Linked DNA regions of Homo sapiens: region 1 is linked to region 2. A link is a loop called in an ENCODE intact Hi-C map of the cell type or tissue named here. Cell type or tissue: endothelial cell of umbilical vein. All regions are shown on one strand. Links, peaks and the distances in the headings refer to the core of each region. The heading gives the core; the rest is flanking DNA.

Region 1 (5,432 bases), core at 703-4,702, 260 kb before region 2:
TCAATGCCATGAGAAGATGCCAGTGAAGGACATCTATTTCCAGTCCTGTGTCTTCGACCTGCTCACCACTGGTGATGCCAACTTTACTGCCGCAGCCCACAGTGCCTTGGAGGATGTGGAGGCCCTGCACCCAAGGAAGGAACGCTGGCACATTTTCCCCAGCAGTGGCAATGGGACTCCCCGTGGAGGCAGTGATTTGTCTGTCAGTCTAGGACTCACCTGCTTGATCCTTATCGTGTTTTTGTAGGGGTTGTCTTTTGTTTTGGTTTTTTATTTTTTGTCTATAACAAAATTTTAAAATATATATTGTCATAATATATTGAGTAAAAGAGTATATATGTATATACCATGTATATGACAGGATGTTTGTCCTGGGACACCCACCAGATTGTACATACTGTGTTTGGCTGTTTTCACATATGTTGGATGTAGTGTTCTTTGATTGTATCAATTTTGTTTTGCAGTTCTGTGAAATGTTTTATAATGTCCCTGCCCAGGGACCTGTTAGAAAGCACTTTATTTTTTATATATTAAATATTTATGTGTGTGCTTGGTTGATATGTATAGTACATATACACAGACATCCATATGCAGCGTTTCCTTTGAAGGTGACCAGTTGTTTGTAGCTATTCTTGGCTGTACCTTCCTGCCCTTTCCCATTGCTACTGATTTGCCACGGTGTGCAGCTTTTACTCGCCACCTTCCGGTGGAGCTGCCTCGTTCCTTTGAACTATGCCCTCACCCTTCTGCCCTCACTTGATTTGAAAGGGTCGTTAACTCTCCCTTACAGGTGCTTTGACTCTTAAACGCTGATCTTAAGAAGCTCTCTTCATCTAAGAGCTGTTACTTTTTCAGAAGGGGGGGTATTATTGGTATTCTGATTACTCTCAATTCTAATTGTTATATATTTGAGCCCATACAGTGTATTAGGTTGAACCATAGAAACTGCTATTCTCGTAGGTCAAAAGGGTCTAGTGATGGAAGTTTTGTAGATAAGTACCAGGCATCTCAGTAACTCCTAGACTTTTTCTCATCCCATGCCCCGTTTTAAATTGTCAGTTTTCCCTCTGACTCTTCTGTGTTAAAACATGAAACTATAAATTTAGTAATTATCATGCCTTGCTCTTTTTAATCTATATGACTGATGCAAGCCCCTCTTCTTAACCGTTTCTTGGCTTTGAGCCCAGAAACACAGCTCTCCCTGTCTCCAACTCCAGTAAGCCCTCCTCAGCCTCACCTTACGAATCCAAAGAACTGGGGTTTGTTAGGTTCTTTCTCTAATGTAGAGGCCCAGATCCCATCACAAAGTTTTTCATTCTTCCTTGTCCACCATGATCTTCATCACAGTCTTTGATATGTCTGCATGCAAAGTGGAACAGAGTTGGGCGGCAATGACAGAAGAGCTTCCTTGGCCTGACTCGGTGTGCGGCCACTTCGGCACTGCTTAATCCAGATATTCTTGTTAACTAAGCATTGTGCTTCCCAGGTGGTCTGAAGTCAGGTACTCTCTCTCTCAACACCTGTAGTTGAATATGATTTGGTCAGTTGCTCGTTGTAACTTGGAGAAATTCCTATAAAGTAAGATCTCCTTGCCTCTTCCATCCATTGTTGGCACCCCCTTGCAAAAGGAAAAGAACAGCAAAAGTCAGGAGCAGTAATCTGAGAAAGTTAACTCCAGGATAGGTAGGTTTCTATTGTTATAGCTAGATGTAAATCTTTAGTTCCAAGAAGTGATAGAGTTTCTGCTTTAATAATTTGTTGATAAGTTTACATAAACAGAAATAAAAGATACTATCTTTACCGTAGTAGTTCAGGCCAAGATTATGCTTAGTTTTAGTTCTCCAGGTAGTTACTTTTGCCATGTCCTATTGATCAGTGACACTGCCAGAGGCCCATACCGGCAAGAGGAAGAGGACGTCATTTTGTAAAGTTTAACTTCTTAGCGAACTGATGTGCCACCCAGTCACAGAGTGGAGTTGTGAATTCATGTAGAGGTGGCAAACCTCTACCTTGTGTTGATGAGAGAATAATCTTGGGCAGTCTGGGAAAATAAGGAAGGCATCTCCTTCTTACTCATGGAGATTCAACTATAGAGAGTTGAAACCTAAACCCGCCTTCCTTTTATAGAAGCTGGACTAGAGACGGACTGACCATCAGCTCTGAACTGTGGCTTTTTTTGTTCACCTATGATGCCATGTACCAAATTCAGAAGCTATCGTTAATAATTTGTTTTATAATTGAGTAGTACAAGCGAGGAAAAAATACGGAGGATAACCACTATTTTTGTGCAAATAATATGAAAGTGAAGTAAAAGCAATAGAAGAAATTTCTATAGGATCTGGGTTTAGAGTGTGTATCATTAATAAATATACCTTTGCTCTTTTCAGGGAAAATAACAACCACCCTTACTGATAGTTGGGAAAAGAAGATTGGGTTATTTTGCCATATCATTTAGCTGGAAGTGACATTTAAAAGCACCCTGCATCACTAGTAATAGTGTATTTTGCTATTCTGCCCTTGTAATCGGTGTCCCTGTAAAACAATCCCCACAGATTACTTTCAGAAATAGATGTATTTCTCTACGTAAGGGCCAGGTTTATTTTCTCCTTTTTTGAGATTTCTAGAAAAAATGCTGCTTGCACATGTTGGTTCTTGAAACCTTAGCTAGAAGAATTTCAGGTCATACCAACATGTGGATAGGCTATAGCTGTTCAGAGGTCTCCTGGGGGAGCTTAAAACGGGGGAAACACTGGTTTTCACAGATGCTCCACATGGCTGTCTTTAAAAGACTCAAAACTTTTTTTTGTCCTCTTTGTTATGCTTGGAAGCTCCCCCCCCCCCAACAGTGTGTCGAGTCTTTGCAAAGAAACCTTTAGATGTGGTTCATAGATATATGAATACGTATCTGTGTAAAACAGTGAGTGTGCAGTGTGTAAATACTTTAAATTATTATGCTAGAAAAATAAAGTTACATACCTTGCTGTGGAATGTCTGTTCTGTGATTATAGGGACACCTGCTGGAAGAACTGAGAGCTGCAGAAGAAAGGGAGTCGGGGGAGGGGGAATTGTATAAAATCCCTAAAGGTTACTGATAAGTCATGCCACCTGCCCACAAATTCGCTGATTTTCAAAACTATAGCATTACTGTCATTTTTTTTCTTTTGAAATTTTAAGCAGTTACAAATCCGTATCAGTGAGATTGGTCCACTAGTATTGTCCCAAAGTTCTGTCTTTAGTAACAGTTTTGGTCCCTTGAAGACATACAGCCTGCACTCTAGTTCTTTTTAAGGTGATGTGAACAGTAACGACTTCCTCCTGGTGGGGAGGATTTGGGAAGGCAGGATTTTCTGGCTTTGAAAACAAATCCTCACTTCTTGGGTTTTAAAAAGAGACATCAAGAGATCACAAGTTGGTCTTTGTTCAAGAAACACACCAAAGGGTAGAAAAGTTAGGAAAATAACTGAAACAAAAGGCACAGAGAAGCACTGTTACTTGTATTAGGTAGAATACTAAATGGATCAGATTCTGACTGGGATAAACATACATGTAATCATTTCTTCTTTTTTTTTTTTTTTCTTTTGGAGACAGGGTCTCACTCTGTCACCCAGGCCAGAGTGCAGTGGTGCAGTCTCAGCTCACTACAGCCTCAACTTCCAGGGTTCAAGTGATCCCCCCGAGTCGCTGGGGCTACAAGTGCATGCTACCATCCCCAGCTAATTTTTGTATTTTTTGTAGAGACTGAAGGCAGGGTTTCACCATGTTGCCCAGGCTGGTCTCAGACTCCTGGACTCAAGCAATCCGCCTGCTTCAGCCTCCCAAAGTGCTGGGATTACAGGCATGAGCCACCACACCTGGCCATAATCGTTTCTTAAAGAAAAAAGCTTAACCATTGCAGTTGACTATTTACATGTAGCAGTTCAGAGCAAAAAAAAAAAAAAAAAGACAATCATATCAGCTGAACCACATAAAATAGGATGAAATGACATAGTCACTGAGTACCCAGTGATGTGTCTGTGCTGAAAGAATGCAGATAATCTATAGCAGAACGAAATGTGCTATAGACTATTTGACTTTTATGCTTAAAGTCAAAAATAATTCTTTACCATTCTGTCTTCATTCCCAGAACTCCAGCTCTTTGGGGACTGAAACGTCAACTCCAAAATCCCAACAGCGACATCAACCCTAAGAGTCCTGTTATCTGATTTATTTTTTATCTTGTTTATTTTTAATTTTGTAGCATTGGCAGTATTCTATTGTCTGGAACTAGCTGGGATAACAGTCTTGGATTGCTGCTGTCCTTTCTGAGCAAAGATACCTTGCTGCAGATTTTCTCCCTGTTCTATTTGTATGTGAACCAATGTCTCCCCCACAGAGAAAGTAATCAGGATGTTCAAGGAGCAGTTTCAAAGTTCTTTATTATTTCACTACCTAACCATATTGTTACCTAAACCTAAACCATATTGTTTCTTTCTGCTTCTATCCCTTTTCTGTATGTCTTCCAAATGGACAAGTCACATGAAAGCAATTGTTATTATTTAGATGGTATTTTCCTTTAAATTTACTGCTCTTTGGCTGGGCACAGTGGCTCATGCCTGTAAACCCAGCAATTTGGAAGGTCGAGGCGGGCAGATCACTTGAGGTCAGGAGTTCGAGACCAGCCTGGCCAACATGGTGAAACTACCATCTCTACTAAAAATACAAAAATTAGCTAGGTGTGGCGGCGAATACGTGTAATCCCAGCTACACGGGAGGCTGAGGCAGAAGAATCGCTTGAACCCAGGAGGCAGAGGTTGCAATGAGCTGAGATCATGCCACTGCACTCTAGTCTGGGGTGACAGAGCGAGACTTAAAAAAAAAAAAAATTCTGCTCTTCTTCCCCCAGGTACCTCTAATAAGCATGCCATTTGATACTATCAACTAAATAATAGAATATGCTGTCCTTTGTACCCAAAAGGTTATGTCATGGCTCCCTGACGGTGAAATATGTGTGAAATCCAACCAACACCCAGCAGGATACACTAACAAACATTCTACAAAGCCAGAATGGATGCCCTCACCCTCCTTGGAATGATGTTAAACCAATTGAGTAAACTGGTCCTGCCAACTGCAATGTAATAAAGTAGGCCTATCAAACTTCAGCAGGAAGAAAGCAACAGGGCAATGTTTTCTGAGTTCTTCATGAGTAATATTTCTATGACCCATTTTTTATTTCAGTAATGAAAACTCCAACTCCAGAAGGAAAAAAAAAGCATTCTGCTACCAGATTGAATATACAAGACCTAGCCACAGATGAATTAACCAAGTAGGAATTGCACCTGCCATAGATGACATTTTCAGAAGATAACATTATCTCAATCAATAGTGTAACACCGCCAAGGGAAATGGTGCTATTTGATAACCCACAGGGTTTCCAAAGCCTTCTAACAGGAAGC
Region 2 (5,432 bases), core at 982-4,981:
TGGGGCTTCACCATGTTGGCCAGGCTGGTCTCGAACTCCTGACCTCAAGTGACCCACCTGCCTCGGCCTCCCAAAGTGCTGGGATTACAGGCATGAGCCACTGTGTCTAGCCTGGGGCTGTTTTACCAATGCCGATTACTCTTTACCTTGGCAGGTGTCCATCACTAGTTCTCTTGTGGGATGATTTTGTGTGTTCTCTGCCTTCCTCTCCACCCACAGGGATCTTTGCACTGTAGTTTCCTGGTGTTTGTAATGCTCTTACTGGCTGATGCTTTCCAATCTCCCTACCTCAGTTCTTACTCTGCTAGACTCATGCAGTTTTCTTCCCAGAGCAGGCAGAATGATGGAAAATGGGAAAATTCGTGCATCTAGGGCCAGCTAAACGCTGGAGGTGTAGGCCATTTTGCCTGTCAGTCTCTGTCCTTGCCCTACCATTATGGGCTGTTCCAGCGGTCTCTTGCTTACAGATTCCTTTAGAGTCCCAGTCTGTCTCTTCATGCGTGGAGAAATAACTGAGACATGTCAGAGCTTCCCCAAATACTCTCATCAATTTGCCTACATAGTTTTGCCACTCAGCAAACTTCCACCTAAGGAGTGAACTATCTCTTGGAGAAAACTTTCATCTCTGAGTGGTCCTCTTAGGGTCCCCTTTCCTTGGCTTGCTTTTAGGGAAACACACCCCTGTCCTCTCGTGTAGGTGAAGGGAGACACCATGGTATTCTCTTCCTTGATTCATTTCAAAGACTCCCCCTCTTCAATGAATCTCTAACCTTCTTCTAAGTAGTCACTGTTTACATTTGCAAGGTTATATTTTATTAGACAAGAGGTATACCAAAGGAATAATTTACAAGTAATTTGTGGATTGTAATTGTTGTGTGGCAATATGGATTTCTGATTCCCCTCCCCTCATCTCCCCACCACATGTCTCATGTGAAGACTGACTCCTGTTGAGAGCAAGTAAACAGAGCTGTGGCGAATTTGACTCAAAAAGGAGACAGATATTCTTCAGTACAATAAAGTGCAAACGATATACTAATATGTGTTGATTTTGATAGTATGAAGAAGCTAATGGCCCTATACCGAAAAGGTAAAAGACTGACCTAAATGAAGATTTTTTTCTCTTCTCTCTTCTGCCTTCAGCAACTGAAAATCTCTGCAACAACTTGGCAATGGAATGTGAAGGAGCTGAACAAGGAAGGACCAGATGACTGACTCATGGGGTTTGGTTGAAGGAGATGAGGGCAAGGAGAAAAGGGATATGAAGAGGGTTGTAGAGGTTGTGGGAGGAAGGAGATAGAAAAGGCCTTTGGCAAAGATATTTTTCTGCCTACATTTATGTTGGCCATATGGGGATGCCATAAATATCTTGAACACTGGAGGAGCTAGGTGTGGCACCAGACATCAAGATGGCCCTCAAGAATTCTAGCCTCCTGGTATTCATGTTCTTATATAGTCTCCTCCAACACTGAAAAGGGCTGACCTGTGTAACTAATAGGATATTGTGGAAATGATGGAGTTTGTCTTCTGAGGCTAGATCATGAAAGACATGTGGTCCTTGGACCACTTAATCATGAAGAAGACAGCTGCCATGTTGTGAGGACTCTCAAGCAGCTCTGTGGAGAGGTCCATAGGTAAGGAACTGAGAACCCCCTCCAAGTGAGCAATCTTGGAGGTATATCCTTTCCTCTCAGTCAAGCCTTCAGATGACTACAGCCTGGGCTGGTATCTTGACTGCAACCTTATGAGAAACCCTGAGCCAACACCAGCTAAGATTCTCCTGAATTCCTCACCCTAAGAAACTGAGATAATAAATCTGTGTTGGTTTAAGCCACGTGTATTGAGATAACTAATTATGTGGCAATAGAAAACTAATACACTAAGAGATGAATTAAATAGAGAATCCACTCCAAGATTCCACTGTTCTGTGGATTATATAGAGGTTGAACATGTTGCTCCAATCTAAGCTATTTGTTTATTCTTTTAAATTCTGTGTGTCTGCTTGACTGGCCCACAAGACTCTAGGATTATCAAGTATACTACCCTACCCTTCCATAATAAAAGGTGTAGGCTGGGTGAGGTGGCTTATGCTGGTAATCCCAGTGCTTTGGAAGGCTGAGGTGGGAGGATCACTTGAGGCCACGAGTTCAAGATCAGCCTGGGCAACATAGTGAGGCCAGGAGATCAAGACCAGCCTGGGTGACGGAGTCAGACTCTGTCTCTAGAAGTAAGCAAATAGGTAGTTAAATAAATAAATAAAATAAAGGGTGTGGTGTTTGGGTTACAATTTTAAATGCTGAAATTTAAGAAATTAAGAAATATACAATGAAATGATATAACTCATTAACAGTTATTATTTGCATATAAAAGTAAATACAGTTGTGAGAGACTGAATACTATGAATAAAATCACATGGTGTGCACCTGTCACAGTCATCAGTTTCACATGTTCCTGCTGAAAATAGTTGAACTCTTAGTTCCTCAATACCATTGACCTTTTCTTTTTTGAAAAAAAAAAAAAATAAATCTATTTCTACTGTAATTTGCTATCACATATTGTGTCCTTCCCCTTTTAAAAACAATGTTATTTCTGTCTCTTTTTATAATAGAATATTCTAAAATCTTCTGTTTGTATTCTACATTGCAGCTTCATTTCAAATCCAAATCCTTACAATTGGCATTGCTTAGCAAATTAACAATGATATACTTCGGTAGATATCTTGTTATGCTTTCTATTGTTTTATGTAACAATTTGGCAATTGCATAAATAGACATGTATCAATGATTCTAATAATTGAAATGGCATTTCCAGTTCCCCTTTAAGTGGAGGAAAACCTATTAAAATTAATTCATTTTAAAAAACCCCACTGTCGCAAGGCAATTTCAATAGAAAGATACCACTATCTCCCTTGCTCAGAGGTTGCTATTTACATATTTAACATCCTGAATCTCTAAAGGGAGTTCAATACGATGTAAGCATTAGCATAAGGCAAGCATGTGAACCAGATACATCTACCTATCGCTTTTTATTTGGTGTTTTTCCTCCTTTGACTTTGTCATCAAACTCAGAAACCGTCGGCTTCTGGCGCCCTCTTGTGGACAAATGCTCCTAGTGTTTTTGGCAGCTCCCTTGTTTAGGGAAGTTTGAAAAAACGAATAATTTTCCTATTTGTTTATGCAAAATAATTTGAATTTCTGAAATAGTGTGACAATTTTTGCTCAGTTACAGAATTGAACTGAGAGAAATTTCTATTAAAGCAAACATAAGACAAAAAAAAAAACCTCCCGATAAAGCAATGAAATTCCTACTACATTTTTTGTTAGATGGATTGTTGGTTCTAACTTATATTGATAATAATTAATTGCAAGAATATCAATCATCTCTGCTTCCTTCCTTCTCAATTTAGGACTTGACTAAAGGGGAGGCTTCCATTCAGCATTTATTTTCCCAGCTCCAGGGTCAAGACCCACCGTGGTCACTGGAGTCCTGGCAGTCTGCCACTGCAGGATGGGTCCTCCAGCACAATTCCATAACTCATCCGACTGCCATTCCTTTCCTAGCATCTCCTACAACAGTGTTCTCCTTTGGCCCATCCTCCTCATCCTGTCCTCCACTGACACGTTAATTTTCCTTCTTGTGGTCGGGAAAGATTAATTGAGCATCATTGAGCATTTACGATGAGCTGGAGTCTGAGTAACAGTAGAGGGATTAGCACAGTGCTAATGTGATAATAGGGCTTAATGAGTCAGGGTATAACCCATGCCCAGACCACACAAAGCTAGGAAAAAAAATTAGGCTCATAGCAGTGGTCATGTAAATTATTTCTTTGACTGTATACCTGCCTTTGTGGGAGCTCCAGCCACTTCCAGGTGTCCCTATCTCAACTATTTCTGGGAGTTCCTGTAAATTCCCATAGGTGTTCAAATAGTTTTCTCGGCCACCACACAAACACTTTCCTTTCTTTAGCTGGACCCTAGGAGATGCAGGCTGCCACGTGTTGCTTGTTTGTGTATATGTAGGTGTCTCCTGAATCTGTTGCCATGAGGTGGCTGCTCCTGCCTTGTTGAGGCCAGCTGAGGTCACTGGGGCAATGCTCTGTGTGGAGAGGTCTTGGTCACTGCTGATGTGCTGGTGCTCTAGGTATGCCAAGGTTCACCAAGTTTTTTGACTTCTTAGATCTGTATTGGCCAAATGGGAAAAAATCCCACTCTTGTTCTATAGTTTTTCAAAGTTCAAAAGCAATGCTGATTTGTGTGCCCAGTAGCTCTCTGACCTTTGAGCTAGGCAGCTGTCTTATATTTCTGTCAAAGGCTCTTCCCCTCGGGTTCCCAGAGAGATAGAAGGAAGAGAGAGCCTATGAGGAAGAGGGGAAGTCACAGAACAAGATGAGACACACTCGCTTTATATCACTCCTTGCAGTCTTTACCCAGGGCATTTTTATTAGATGAAACAGTAAGTTTCACTTCTTTTTCTTTGCTCTGAGGCTGTTTTTAATTTTCTCAAACTGATTCCTTGTGGCTCTGATTCATCCATTCTTCAGAAATGCTCAGGCATGTCTGCATCTAGGAAGAATGCAACTTAGGCTTGTGTAGGATTCTCTCCATATTAGTTAATGGTGACAAAGGTGATAGTGGACAGTGGTGACCAGGTTACAAGGAGGGAAGGAACATCTTTAGAGGAAAAATATTGGCAGCCCTCATATTTCTAAAATATTCCAGAAATTGCTCTTTAGGGGAGGAGCACATCCATGAAAACTTTCAGTATAGTTTCAAAAGTGCTTGAATGTATCATGACAGCATAATACTAAAAATCTCACACTATTCTGTTTTATAAAGTACTCTCACTTTGTGATGTGTTCAGCAAACATGTCAAATTGTTATTAAGCTCATTGTTTACAAATACGAAAGTTATAAGAGACCTAATGGTCAAACAAATGTGTATATAAGTAAGTAGGCATTACCTAAAGGCATTATCTATTATTAGAATCATTGGTACATATCCTTTTATGCAATTGCCAAATTGCCAAATTATTATATAAAACAATAGAAAGCATAACAAGGTATGCTAATTTGACTGATTAGCTAGAAATTTGCATAAAGACATTTTTGTTTCTTCTATTTTGCAAGGTAATTATATTAAAATGCTCCCACCTCCCCATCTCTGCTTCTCACATTTTATGGCCCAATAATATAAAAATAGATTCTCCTGATTGCTAAGTGGAGGCAGCCTATTTAGTTTTGAACTCAGATGCCCCAACTTTCTTGGTGAATTGCCTAGGACGAGTTCTCTCAATAGTCTGAGCCTCAATTTCCTGATGTTATGACATTGGATAAATAACACTAGTGGTACCTACCTTATAGGTGGCAAGGCTTAACTGAGATCATCAATAAAACCAAGGACAGTTACTAAGGCAAAATAAAACTTTTCTCTCCACA

Evidence for each region. A loop is a pair of places that touch in the nucleus more often than their neighbours do. Peaks named below come from ENCODE experiments on the same cell type or tissue, not always from the same donor. Only the 100,000 strongest peaks of a DNase experiment are listed, where the experiment ranks them.
Region 1: a loop joins it to region 2, with 3 times the contacts of the local background. A loop is called at or near these places in 5 of 110 quality-filtered maps.

What each region holds. Positions count from the first base shown.
Region 1 is chr5:98,793,507-98,798,938 of GRCh38, forward strand. RGMB (repulsive guidance molecule BMP co-receptor b) reads left to right here. Exons shown (of 3, transcript NM_001366508.1): 3 at 1-2,988. The coding sequence ends at 247. Among named protein-coding and RNA genes, the nearest start is that of RGMB, 23 kb to the left of the region's middle. In endothelial cell of umbilical vein, for the core only: a CTCF peak has its summit at 3,012 (motif pointing left); a DNase peak (open chromatin) is centred at 2,995; H3K27ac peaks cover 512 bases.
Region 2 is chr5:99,057,449-99,062,880 of GRCh38, forward strand. It overlaps LOC107986436 (a long non-coding RNA gene), which reads left to right. Exons shown (of 2, transcript XR_001742822.1): 2 at 1,141-2,538. Among named protein-coding and RNA genes, the nearest start is that of CHD1, 130 kb to the left of the region's middle. In endothelial cell of umbilical vein, for the core only: a CTCF peak has its summit at 3,087 (motif pointing left); DNase peaks (open chromatin) are centred at 3,083 and 3,503.